Regions from separate parts of the Homo sapiens genome. Here region 2 is linked to region 1. A link is an interaction called in ENCODE POLR2A ChIA-PET data of the cell type or tissue named here. Cell type or tissue: OCI-LY7. All regions are shown on one strand. Each heading gives the region's core, and the rest is flanking DNA. Links, peaks and the distances in the headings are about the cores only.

What was found. Peaks named below come from ENCODE experiments on the same cell type or tissue, not always from the same donor. Only the 100,000 strongest peaks of a DNase experiment are listed, where the experiment ranks them.
Region 2: POLR2A ChIA-PET joins it to region 1 with 6 read pairs; 4 of 35 experiments call an interaction of 5 or more read pairs at or near these places.

The regions. Positions count from the first base shown.
Region 1 is chr4:153,416,267-153,421,869 of GRCh38, reverse strand. No RefSeq gene overlaps it. Among named protein-coding and RNA genes, the nearest start is that of TMEM131L, 47 kb to the left of the region's middle. In OCI-LY7, for the core only: no CTCF peak of the experiment used is centred there; DNase peaks (open chromatin) are centred at 1,999, 2,599 and 3,059; H3K4me3 peaks cover 1,642 bases; H3K27ac peaks cover 2,745 bases.
Region 2 is chr4:153,544,362-153,549,964 of GRCh38, reverse strand. The region is part of intron 3 of TMEM131L (transmembrane 131 like); the gene reads right to left. Among named protein-coding and RNA genes, the nearest start is that of TMEM131L, 81 kb to the right of the region's middle. In OCI-LY7, for the core only: no CTCF peak of the experiment used is centred there; no DNase peak of the experiment used is centred there; H3K27ac peaks cover 563 bases.

The DNA of each region.
Region 1 (5,603 bases), core at 348-5,347:
AATAGCAAACATTTTAGGCTTTGCAGGCCACTACCAGTCTCTGTCCCATATTCCTGTTTATTTTTATACTATTAAAAAATGTAAAAAGACAGTAAAAATAGACCTTGGGTTTGGCCCTCAGTGTGGTAATTTACTAATCTTGGTTAACAGAAACCATTAGCCTTGAGATTCAACAATGAGTACCTTGGAAGGAGACAGCAAGCCACTTCCATCTCTGACCTCTATCTCTCAGTTATTTTATTTTTTTTTTGGAGTCTCGCTTTGCCACCCAGGCTATAGTACAATGGCATGACCTTGGCTCACTGCAACCTCTGCCTCCTGGGTTCGAGGATTCTCCTGACTCAGCCTCCCGAATAGCTGGGATTACAGGCGCCCACTACTACACCCAGCTAATGTTTGGATTTTTAGTGGAGATGGGGTTTCACCATGTTGGCCAGGCTGGTCTTGAACTCCTGACCTCAGGTGATCCGCCTGCCTTGGCCTCCCAAAGTGCTGGGATTACAGGTGTGAGCCACCGCGCCCGGCCTTCTCTCACAATTTTTTTTTTAAACTTATGCTGGGATAAGTATAATATATAGATTCACTGCAGTGGGTCATTTTGTAATGCAGTGCTTTTTCTTTCTGGCAAATAAACAATATCCAGAAGCATATCCTGAAAGGGAGTTTATGCATAATATTGCGATGTCATCCCACCATCTGTCACATTTTAACTGCTCTTACAGATGGTACCATATCAACTGAAAAATGTTTTCTAGATACTTTACTTCAGTCATGGCTCTCAAAAAACAGTATTATCAGATTTACAATTTAGACTTTTCTGCTCAAGAATTATTAGGGTGGTTCTTGCTTCTTGACTGGCAGCTATACTCATTTCCTTTTTTAACCCTTTAAAGAGAATCATGTTTCTGTTTTTCTTTAGAGACAGGATCTCATTCTATTGCCCAGGTTGGAGTGCAGTGGGGCAATCACAGCTCAGTGTGGCCTCAAACTCCTGGGCTCAGGTGATGCTCCTGCCTTAGCCTCCTGTTAGCTGGGACTACAAGTGTGCGCCACCACAACTGGCTAATTTTTTTTTTTTCATAGAGATGGGGTCTCGCTATGTTGCCCAGGCTGGTCTCGAACTCCTGGCCTCAAGGGATCCTCCCACCTGGCCCTCACAAAGCACTGGGAATTATAGGTGTGAGCCACTGTGCATGTCTGAAAATCATGTTTGATAAAGTAAAGAACAATAGCATATATTTCTGAGACAGGCCAAGAACTGTATAATCCCACTAGATTAATGATGTGGTCAACATCAGGAGAAAAGTCTTACCCAATTCGTCCTTACAGAGTGCTTTGGTCCTGGTCTAACCTCAGAACAGACATTTCACAGATTTGATCTGGCCTTGGACAATTGTGAAACTTACCAGGAGACTGTAAAAACTTTTTTAGAATCCCTTAAGAATAGGACAGATATTATTTGAGATTTAAAAAAAAAAAACACATAAAAGAGGTTGATAGGATGCCTTTTAAACTTCACAATTCATTGAAAAGACACTGGGATTATCATTTATAGCATGATTTACTGAATCAAATTTGGTCCTGGATAACTTGTAATATGATTCTAGGTCTACCCAAGTTGTCCTAAATCTTCAAATCAGTAACAAAACCAACCCAAGACTAAGGATTACCTTGAGCTTAGCTAGACTCACGCCCCTGGGCTGCTGTTTTCTTTCTTTTTTAAATTTATTTAAAAGACAGGGTCTCACTATGCTGCCCAGGCTGGCCTCGAACTTCTGGGCTCAAGCAATCCTCCCACCTCTACCTCCTCCGTAGCTGGGTGATATGGTTTGGCTGTGTCCCCACCCAAACCTCATCTTGAATTGTAGTTCCTATACTCCCCACTTATCATGAGAGGGACCCGGTGAAAGGTCATTGAATCATGGGTCAGTTACCCCCATGCTGCTGTTCTCGGGATAGTGGGTGAGTTCTCACAAGATCTGATGGTTTTACAAGGGGCTTTCCCCTCTTTTGCTTGGCACTTCTCCTTGCTGCTGTCACGTGAAGGACATGTTTGCTTCCCCCTCCGCTGTGATTGTAAGTTTCCTGAGAACCTCCCCTGCCATGCTGAACTGTGAGTCAATTAAACCTCTTTCCTTTATAAATTTCCCAGACTGGGGTATGTCTTTATTAGCAGCGTGAGAACGGACTAATACACTGGGACTACTGGCACAGGCTACCATGCCTGGCTTCCTGCCTTCTTAACTAGTATCTCGAACTTCAGGTGAGAATAAACTCAAATACCGCTCTTAAAGATTAACAACAGTGATGGACAGGAGCAGGTAAGTCAGCTGTTAAACAGAGAGCCAGTGGTTAAACGCAGCCAGCATTAAAGATGAAGTTATGTAAAGGATGATGAACTGTATATTAAAAACAAAGACGCCAAATACTGAAGAGTGATAACTCCCTAAGTACTTCACTACATTTTACCGTTCCCTGTGCTGTTGAGTTTTATTATCTACCTCATCTTTATGGTGGAGGTACTACATAATGGTGTGCTGCCGAGCATCTCTTCCCCTTCTCTACTGGCATTGCACTGGTAACCTCAAATCGGCTATGCTGGCAGTACTTACACCACGCAAGTAGGCAAACACTATAAGTCAGCTTCCCTCTTCCAGACAGCCAGCTATTAAACTTAGCAGCACACTGCTGGCTAAAGATGCTACAGCCTCTGGTTAGCTCATGTATAGACCCCCATCTCACTCACTCTCGTGCTAGCCCTATAGAGAACTAAATTCTTAAAAGTTAACTAAATATTAAACAGCATCTTTTAGAGATCATTAGAAATGGTTTCTTTTTTGAACACACATACTTCCTTTCTAAACAAGTATCTTTTATAATAATGGCAATTGGGCCTGAGAAGTTTTGGAATTCCCACGATTAGTTTTAGAAAAATTGGTTATTTTTATTTTTTGTCCTCTGTCTCTTACATCAAATACTTTCTCTTGTCAGAAGAGCTGTTGCCTAAGGCAACATAAACTGGCCTCATGAACAAAGATAGGCCAATTTGCTCCCCACCAACCTCCAGGAAGTGATTAAGTAGGCCCAGAGCAACTCCATGCAATACAAAGGCCAGATTCACTAACAAATGGTTTGGATGCCATTTGGGTCATTTCAGACATATGGAGTATTTCACTCGAGTTACTTAAAAGAATATCAAAATTGGACAATGTAAAAAAAATAAGCCTGTGTGTAAAGGGCATTACATACGTTTTGATTTTATTTCTTTAGATGTGGAGTGCCTGCAAATTATCTAAATAGCCAAGCTGAACTATAAAAAGATATATACGTGGGATATGTCATTTTTAACCTACTCTTTTTTAGATAGCTGAAAAAAACCCTAAAATTCTATATAGCTGGTGATGTGTGCTATACAAAGACAACTACAGTCATCCACTGTTTAACAACAGTGTCAAGAACAGACTACATACATCATGGTGGTCCTATGAGATTATAATGGAACTGAAAAATTCCTACCACTTAGTGACATCGTAGCTGCGGCAATGTCTTAGTGCAACACATGACTCGTGTTTGTGGTGATGATGGTGTAAACAAACCTACTGCACTGCCAGCTGAATAAAAGTGTGGCAATACAAGTATGTATAGTACGTAATACTTGACAATGATAATGACGATGTTACTGGTTTATGTATTTTCCATGTTTTTAGAGTGTACTCCTTTTACTTATTAAAAGAAGTTCGGCCGAGTGCAGGGCTCATGCCTGTAATCCTCGCACTTTGGGAGGCCAAGGTGGGCGGATCATCTGAGGTCAGGAGTTCGAGACCAGCCTGACCAACATGGAGAAACCCCATCTCTACTAAAAATACAAAATTAGCTGAGCATGGTGGTGCATGCCTGTAATCCCAGCTACTCAGGAGGCTGAGACAGAAGAATCGTTTGAACCCAGGGGTCGGAGGTTGCAGTGAGCTGAGATCGTGCCATTGCACTCCAGCCTGGGCGACAGAGCGAAACTCCGTCTCAAGGAAAACAAAAACAAAACAAAACAAAACAAAAAGCTCACTGTAAAACAGCCCCAGGCAGGTCCTTCGGGAGGTTTTCCAGAAGAAATTCTCTTCATAGGAGATGGCAGCTCCATGCATGTTGTTGCTCCTGAAGACCTTCCTGTGGGACAGATTGTGGAGGTGGAAACAGTGATATTGGTGATCCTGAACCTGTGTAGGCCTACGCTAATGTGTGTGTTTGCCTTGGTTTTTAACAAAAAGTTTTTAATTTTTTTTTTTTTTTTTAGTCAGGGTTTCACTCTGTCATTCATGCTGGAGTCAGTGGCATGATCTCACTCAATGCAACTTCTGACTTCCAGGATCAAGCGATCCTCCCACCTCAGCCTCCCGAGTAGCTGGGACTACAGGTACGTACCACCACATCCAGCTAATTTTTATATTTTTTTGTATAGGCAGGGTTTCATCATGTTTCCCAGGCTGGTCTCGAATTCCTGGGCTCAAGAGATCCGCCTGCCTCGGCCTCCCAAAGTGTTGGGATTACAAGTGTAAGCCACCACACACAGATAATTTTTTTTTTTTTTTGAGACGGAGTTTCGCTCTTGTTGCTGACTGGAGTGCAGTGGTGTGATCTCGGCCCACGCAACCTCTGCATCCCAGGTTCAAGCGATTCTCCTGCCTCAGCCTTCCCAAGTAGCTGGAATTATAGGCCCCCACCACCATGCCTGACTAATTTTTTCTTTTTTTTTAGTAGAGATGGAGTTTCACCAGGTTGGCCAGGCTGGTTTCGAATCCCTGACCTCAGGTGATCCACCTGCCTTGGCCTCCCAAAGTGCTGAGATTACAGGCGTGAGCCACCACACCTGGCCTCAAAAATTTTAAAATTTATTATTTTTAATATTTAATTTTTTTAATAAAAATATTTTTGTACAGCTGTACGTTTTAAATTAAATGTTTTACAAGAGTCAAAACATTTAAAAAATTTAAATTTATAAAGTAAAAAATTGTAGTAAGCTAAGGTTATTACAGGAAAAAAGTTTTATAAATTTAGTGTAGCCCAAGTGTACAGTGTTTACAAAGTCTAGAGTAGTATGTAGTCATGTCCTAGGCCTTCACATTCACCCACCACTCACTCACTCAGAGAAACTGTTTTTTTTTTTTTTTTTTGAGATGGAGTCTCACTCTGTCGCCCAGGCTGGAGTGCAGTTGCGCAATCTAGGCTCACTGCAACCTCTGCCTCCCGGGTTCAAGCAATTCTCCTGTCTCATCCTCCTTAGTGGCTGGGACTGTCGGCGCTTACCAACACGGCTGGCTAATTTTTGTATTTTCTTTTTTAGCAGACAGGGTTTCACCATGTTGGCCAGGATGGTCTTGATCTCTTGACCTTGTGATCCGCCCTTCTCGGCCTCCCAAAGTGCTGGGATTACAGGCATGAGCCACGACACCTGGCCACTCAGAGCAACTTCTTGTCCTGCAAGCTCCATTTATGGTAAGTGCCCTTGACAGGTGTGCTACTTTTATCTTTTATACTGTATTTTTTTTTTTTTTTTGAGACAGAGTCTCGCTCTATTGCCCAGGATGGAGTGCAGTGGTGCAATCTCAGCT
Region 2 (5,603 bases), core at 202-5,201, 130 kb before region 1:
CCTCATAGATTTTAAATGATAAAATTGAACTATTAGAAGTCTGGTATAATTCTAGAGTTGTAAACTTAAGATAATTTAAGATTACGGTTAGTAGAACTTCATATCAAATGTACAGATTTTTTAAGCATTCAGACAGAAATAGAGATGGATTTAATTTGTAATAGCCTTCATTTCTGGGTGAATTTGGATGACATGGCTATTTTCATAAACCCTAAATCAGGAAATGATATACAAGTAAAGTTGGCCTGGGGGACTGTGGCCTCTGACTTTGTTAAGACTTCTTATAACAAGGCAAGGACAGTGTCGCATAGCTGGTGAGGCTACAACCATCACAAGCCTGCATAAGAATAACAATCATACACAATCTCACATGGCAGGTCACATTTCAGTTATTAATCATCACTATGATTTCATTTTCCTTCATAGTCAAAAGGCACAAATCAATATAGCAGAAAAACATATCAAAACATATTTTTAAAAACATGTAAAAGAAAACCATAATAAAGATACATGACATATAAACATACTTAAAAACATAAAATACAAAATACACATATGAGTATGAAAAACCATCAACTTCCATATGACATTTTAAAAGCTCTATTAATCTAAAGAGGTTTAACTGAAGAAGCTCCTAAAGGTAATACGAACAACTGTTTTCAAAGACTGGAACAAGCTTTCCAAAATAGAATCTTTTTGGCTGAAGATGGTGGCTCATGCTTGTAATTCCAGCACTTTGAGAGGCCAAGGCAGGCAGATCACTTGAGCCCAGGAGTTTGAGAGCAGCCTGGGCAACACAGTGAGACCCTATCTCTACTAAAAAATTTTAAAAATTAGCCAGGCATGGTGGCATGCGCCTGTAATCCCAGCTACTCTGGAGGCTGAGGCAGGAGGATTGCTTGAGCCCAGGAGTTTGAGCTTGCAGTAAGCTATGATAGCATCACTGCACTCCAGACTGGGCGACAGAGCAAGACCATTTTTGAGACCTGACTCAAAAATAAATAAGTAAATAGAATCTTTCCATTTTCTCCTCCCACCGAGCAGCCATCAACCAAGCTGGTTCAAAGGCTGGTCCAGGAATGGAAATTTGACTTTTAAACCTGCTGGCCAACAGGCTTTGTGACCTTTCAGCAACTCCCTCTCCAAGGCCCCATTTTTCTTGAAGGTACAAACAATGCAGAGACCCGAGAACCCTTCCAAAGTCCTTGTCTCACAGGAAGAATCTAGTTGCAATCTTTTCTTCCTCCCTCCACTTTCTGCCTTTACCTAAGCTTCTCTTTCTCTATCCTCTCTCCATTATAGTCTGTTTGTACCTCCTTTATTCTATCTCCAGCACCAGCTGTATTAATAATAAAGTGATGCCGCCGGACGCAGTGGCTCACGCCTGTAATCCCAGCACTTTGGGAGGCTGAGGCGGACAGATCACAAGGTCAGGAGATCAAGGCTATCCTGGCTAACACAGTGAAACCCCGTCTCTACTAAAAATACAAAAATTAGCTGGGCGTGGTGGCGGGCGCCTGTAGTCCCAGCTACTCAGGAGGCTGAGGCAGGAGAATAGCATGAACCCGGGACGCAGAGCTTGCAGTGAGCCAAGATCGTGCCACTGCACTCCATCCAGCCTTGGCGACAGAGCGAGACTCCGTCTCAAAAAAATAAAAAGAAATTAAAAAAAAATAAAGTAATGCCTTGGGCTCCATCTGCCTAATTCTTGTCAATCTCTTCACTTGTTTTGAACACGGTCGGAGAAGAGGTATGCTATTTACTCAAACCCTAAAAGGCCAGCACTAATCCTACAACTGGCTTGCAGAGAAGTTGCCTCCGGAAACGACGTGAAGAACCACAGGTGGTAACGAAGGTGAAGAGGTGCCCACAGCAGGTCCACCACAGGGACCCTACTCCAGACGGAGCTGGCCAGGCTCAGTATTTCAGAAGAAGAAAAAAAAAAACAGGCAACTTCATGTACCAAAAATAATTTTGAGAAAAGTCAGGCTACTGCATAGCATAAAGCAATTAATGACAGTCTTCTTCCTGTCTTGTGCACTGAAAAGTGAATTTGCCATCAGATTTTACACAACCTCCACATGAACAGATGAGGTTTGGAGGATTTAAGTAATTCACCCAAGGTCACATAGCTACTAAAAGGCAGAGCCCAAATTCCAATCCAGATCTGTGGAAGTGGGAAACATGAGCCCTGTGTCAAGTTCAGGCACTGTACGACCTATCCAAGGAACCGATGCAGTCTGGCCTGCTGATGACGGCTTGGGAAGCAGAGCACTCGAGGCCTATGGCCATCACCTTCCAGCCCTGAGAGTATCAGTCACTTAACCTCTCTCAAGTCCTAACCTTATTCTCTGTAAAATGGAAACGATCTACCCCATAGTTATCATGAGAATAAAATGAAATAATAGGATGAGATAAAATGATGTGCCAGATATGAAGCAAAGGCTTCATTAAGGTCAATAAATATTCGCTCATATTACTAAGAGGATGACCCTCATCTAATAAGAAAAGCAAAGAGAACAGATGGAGAAGCTGATTGAGCTTAAAGTCAATATCGACCTCTGGAATTAAAAGCCCCAAACGGGATGGTAATAATTAGCTCTGAATATTATAGAATAAATGAAATATAAACTTTGGCTGTCTCATATTCTGATAGAGGTTTTTAAATTCCACAATTAGAAAGTTTTACATACCCAATAAAAATCAGACATTTAGGGCCAAACCTAGAGTAATATGGCAGAAATAGCCAGAGTGTCTCTAACTTCAAAGAAAACTCTATTTTGATCCCAAATAGAGAAATAAAACCATGCCAATTTTTTTTTCTCTAAGAGTCATAAAATAAGTTATTTTTCTCATTGGCTGATTTCAGCTTAATTGACTTTACAGCTTGAAAAATACTACATTAAGTTATAAGGAGTTTTAACGTCAGTATATAAATTTAAAAGCGCTTGCAGGTAAAACTATTTCAGACATAGGTAATGATCTGGAGAGTACTTACACATGCATATGTTTCAAATATTTGTTTGTTTGTTTTTTTGAGACAGAGTTTCACTCTTGTTGCCCACGTTGGAGCGCAATAGCATGAACTCGGCTCACTGCAACCTCCACCTCCCGGGTTCAAGCGATTCCCCTGCCTCAGCCCCACGAGTAGCTGGGTTTACAGGCATGCGCCATTAGGTCTGGCTAATTTTGTATTTTTAACAGAGATGGGGTTTCTCCATGTTGGTCAGGCTGGTCTCAAACTCCTGACCTCAGGTGATCTGCCCGCCTCGGCCTCCCAGAGTGCTGGGATTACAGGCATGAGCCACTGCGCCTGGCTCAAATATTTGTTAAAAAACTGGGGGAGTGTGGGAGAGAACAAACTGCTAAAATTTAGTCAGCTACAGACATGAACAATTATCCTCAAATATCAGTGCCAAGAAATTATATCCTGTTTGAAATGCCAAAGTTCGCTTCAAAGAAATAACTTAAATCTCAAGAACTATAGCAATAAAAGATAAAATTTCCTCCTTTTCCCCCCTTTCTTGCGAAAGTCAGCATTTCACATTTCACCCTTCTCATATTTCACCCTTAATAATAATGATTCATGTATGTCAAAGACCACCTGGCCTCTTTTACTCTTAGGAGTCCCCACAACCTGGCATCAAATAATTACATGCATCTTGTAGAAATCAATGATAAATTTATGCCACATATTTCTAATTTTCACCCCTTCTCCATCTGTAAGATAATTGTAAAAAAAAAAAAAAAGCTCCTAGTTAAAAGAGAAAAATGGACCGGGTGCAGTGGCTCACACCTGTAATCCCCGCACTTTAAGAGGACAAGGTGGGAGGATTGCTCAAGCCTAGGAGTTCGAGACCAGCCTGGGCAATACGGTGAGACCTCATCTCTATTACTATATATATAACATATATATTATCCGAGCTCAGTGGCACACGCTGGTAGTCCCAACTACTGAGGAGGCTGAGGTGGAAGATCCCTTGAGCCCAGGAGTTCAAAGCTGCAGGGAGCAATGACCGCACCACTGCACTCCAGCCTGGGCAACACATAAAAGGGGCCATTTTGCTTCTATAACAGGAGAAAGGCACGAGGATAAGAAATAAAGGCAAGAGCCATCTGCAGTGTCTGAGCTCTTGTTGATACAGATCCTGTTCCACACACTCTTAGTCCTTATTTTGAAGACCTTCTGCAAAGAGCTGAGCTTTCTCAGCAGCAGGACCTGTAGACAAGGATTTCCACATGTCTTATTTTGAAAAAACATTGATCTTTGCCTAAGATTTTACCTGGCCTTTTTTCTTTTATCTTTTAAAAGAAAAAAATCTTTTTAAAAACTTTGGCCACATTTTTTTCTACAGACATACAACAAAGAAACAGTTTGGGCCTGGCACGGTGGCTCATGCCTGTAATCCCAGCACTTTGGGAGGCCGAGGTGGGTGGATCATGAGGTCAGGAGATCGAGACCATCTTGACTAACACGGTGAAACCCCATCTCTATTAAAAATACAAAAAATTAGTCAGGCATGGTGGCGGGCGCCTGTAGTCCCAGCTACTCAGGAGGCTGAGGCAGGAGAATGGCGTGAACCCGGGAGGCGGAGCTTTCAGTGAGTCGGGATCGCGCCACTGCACTCCAGCCTGGGCGACAGAGCGAGACTCCATCTCAAAAAAAAAAAAAAAGTTTGAAAAAGTGGCTGATACAAGAGAAATTTCACTGGAAATGAGAAGGTGCTGGGTCAGGTCCTAGTGTGACGTGAACGCCAATGTGACACAGGGATTCAGTTTCTTCTTCAACAAAATGAGCAAGCTGCATTGGATGACTCCAAGATCCTTCAAAAGCATGTAGATGCCCAGATTTCTTATGCCTAGGAAAATTAAATCTGTCTGCTGATATCAGACACACTTTAAAAAATGAGTCCAGTAACTTAGACATGGAAATGAGTTGGCTGTAACCAACTGTTCCAGCTGTTCACAAATGTTATCCAACCAAAACACGTCATTTCAAAGACAAAGCTTCATCTCCCCAGAGTGAGAGGCAGGGCCAGAGACTGCTGACCCCACCTCAAAGCTCTTGGCAATTTAATAAGGCTCAGCTGCACGGAGGCAGGTGGTCAGCTCCAGGAAGATGCTCCCCTCAGGCTTACCACCCAGGAGGCTGGACTGCCTCATATGCCCACGATCAAAACCCAGAGATCAGGAGAGTCCAAAAACAGAAGAGCGAAAACCCACCGGAGAAACTCAGCAAAGCCTTTGGAGAATGGGGCTATCTGAGTGGGCCTCAATGAGCAGCTACCACGGAGGGACACTGAACAAAGGCTGCTTCCAGTAAGGCCAATGGCAGGAGTGAAGATAGCATGGACCACCTTGGAGAACTGAGCACAGAAAGTGCACTCACAAGCTGGCCTGCTGGCTCCAGGGGTGGAGTGAGGAGAGTGAGGCAGGGAAGCCAGTGTGAGGGGTAAGGGAAGAGGGCCAGCCCAAGGCAGAGGGCAGCCTGGGCCCCATAGCAGCTACCCAGGAAGGCTTTGCTGGCCCATGAGGAGGATAGCGAGGGAAACTCAGCAGACACTTCCCCAGGTGACGTGCTGTGGATGTGTGCTGGCCTTATT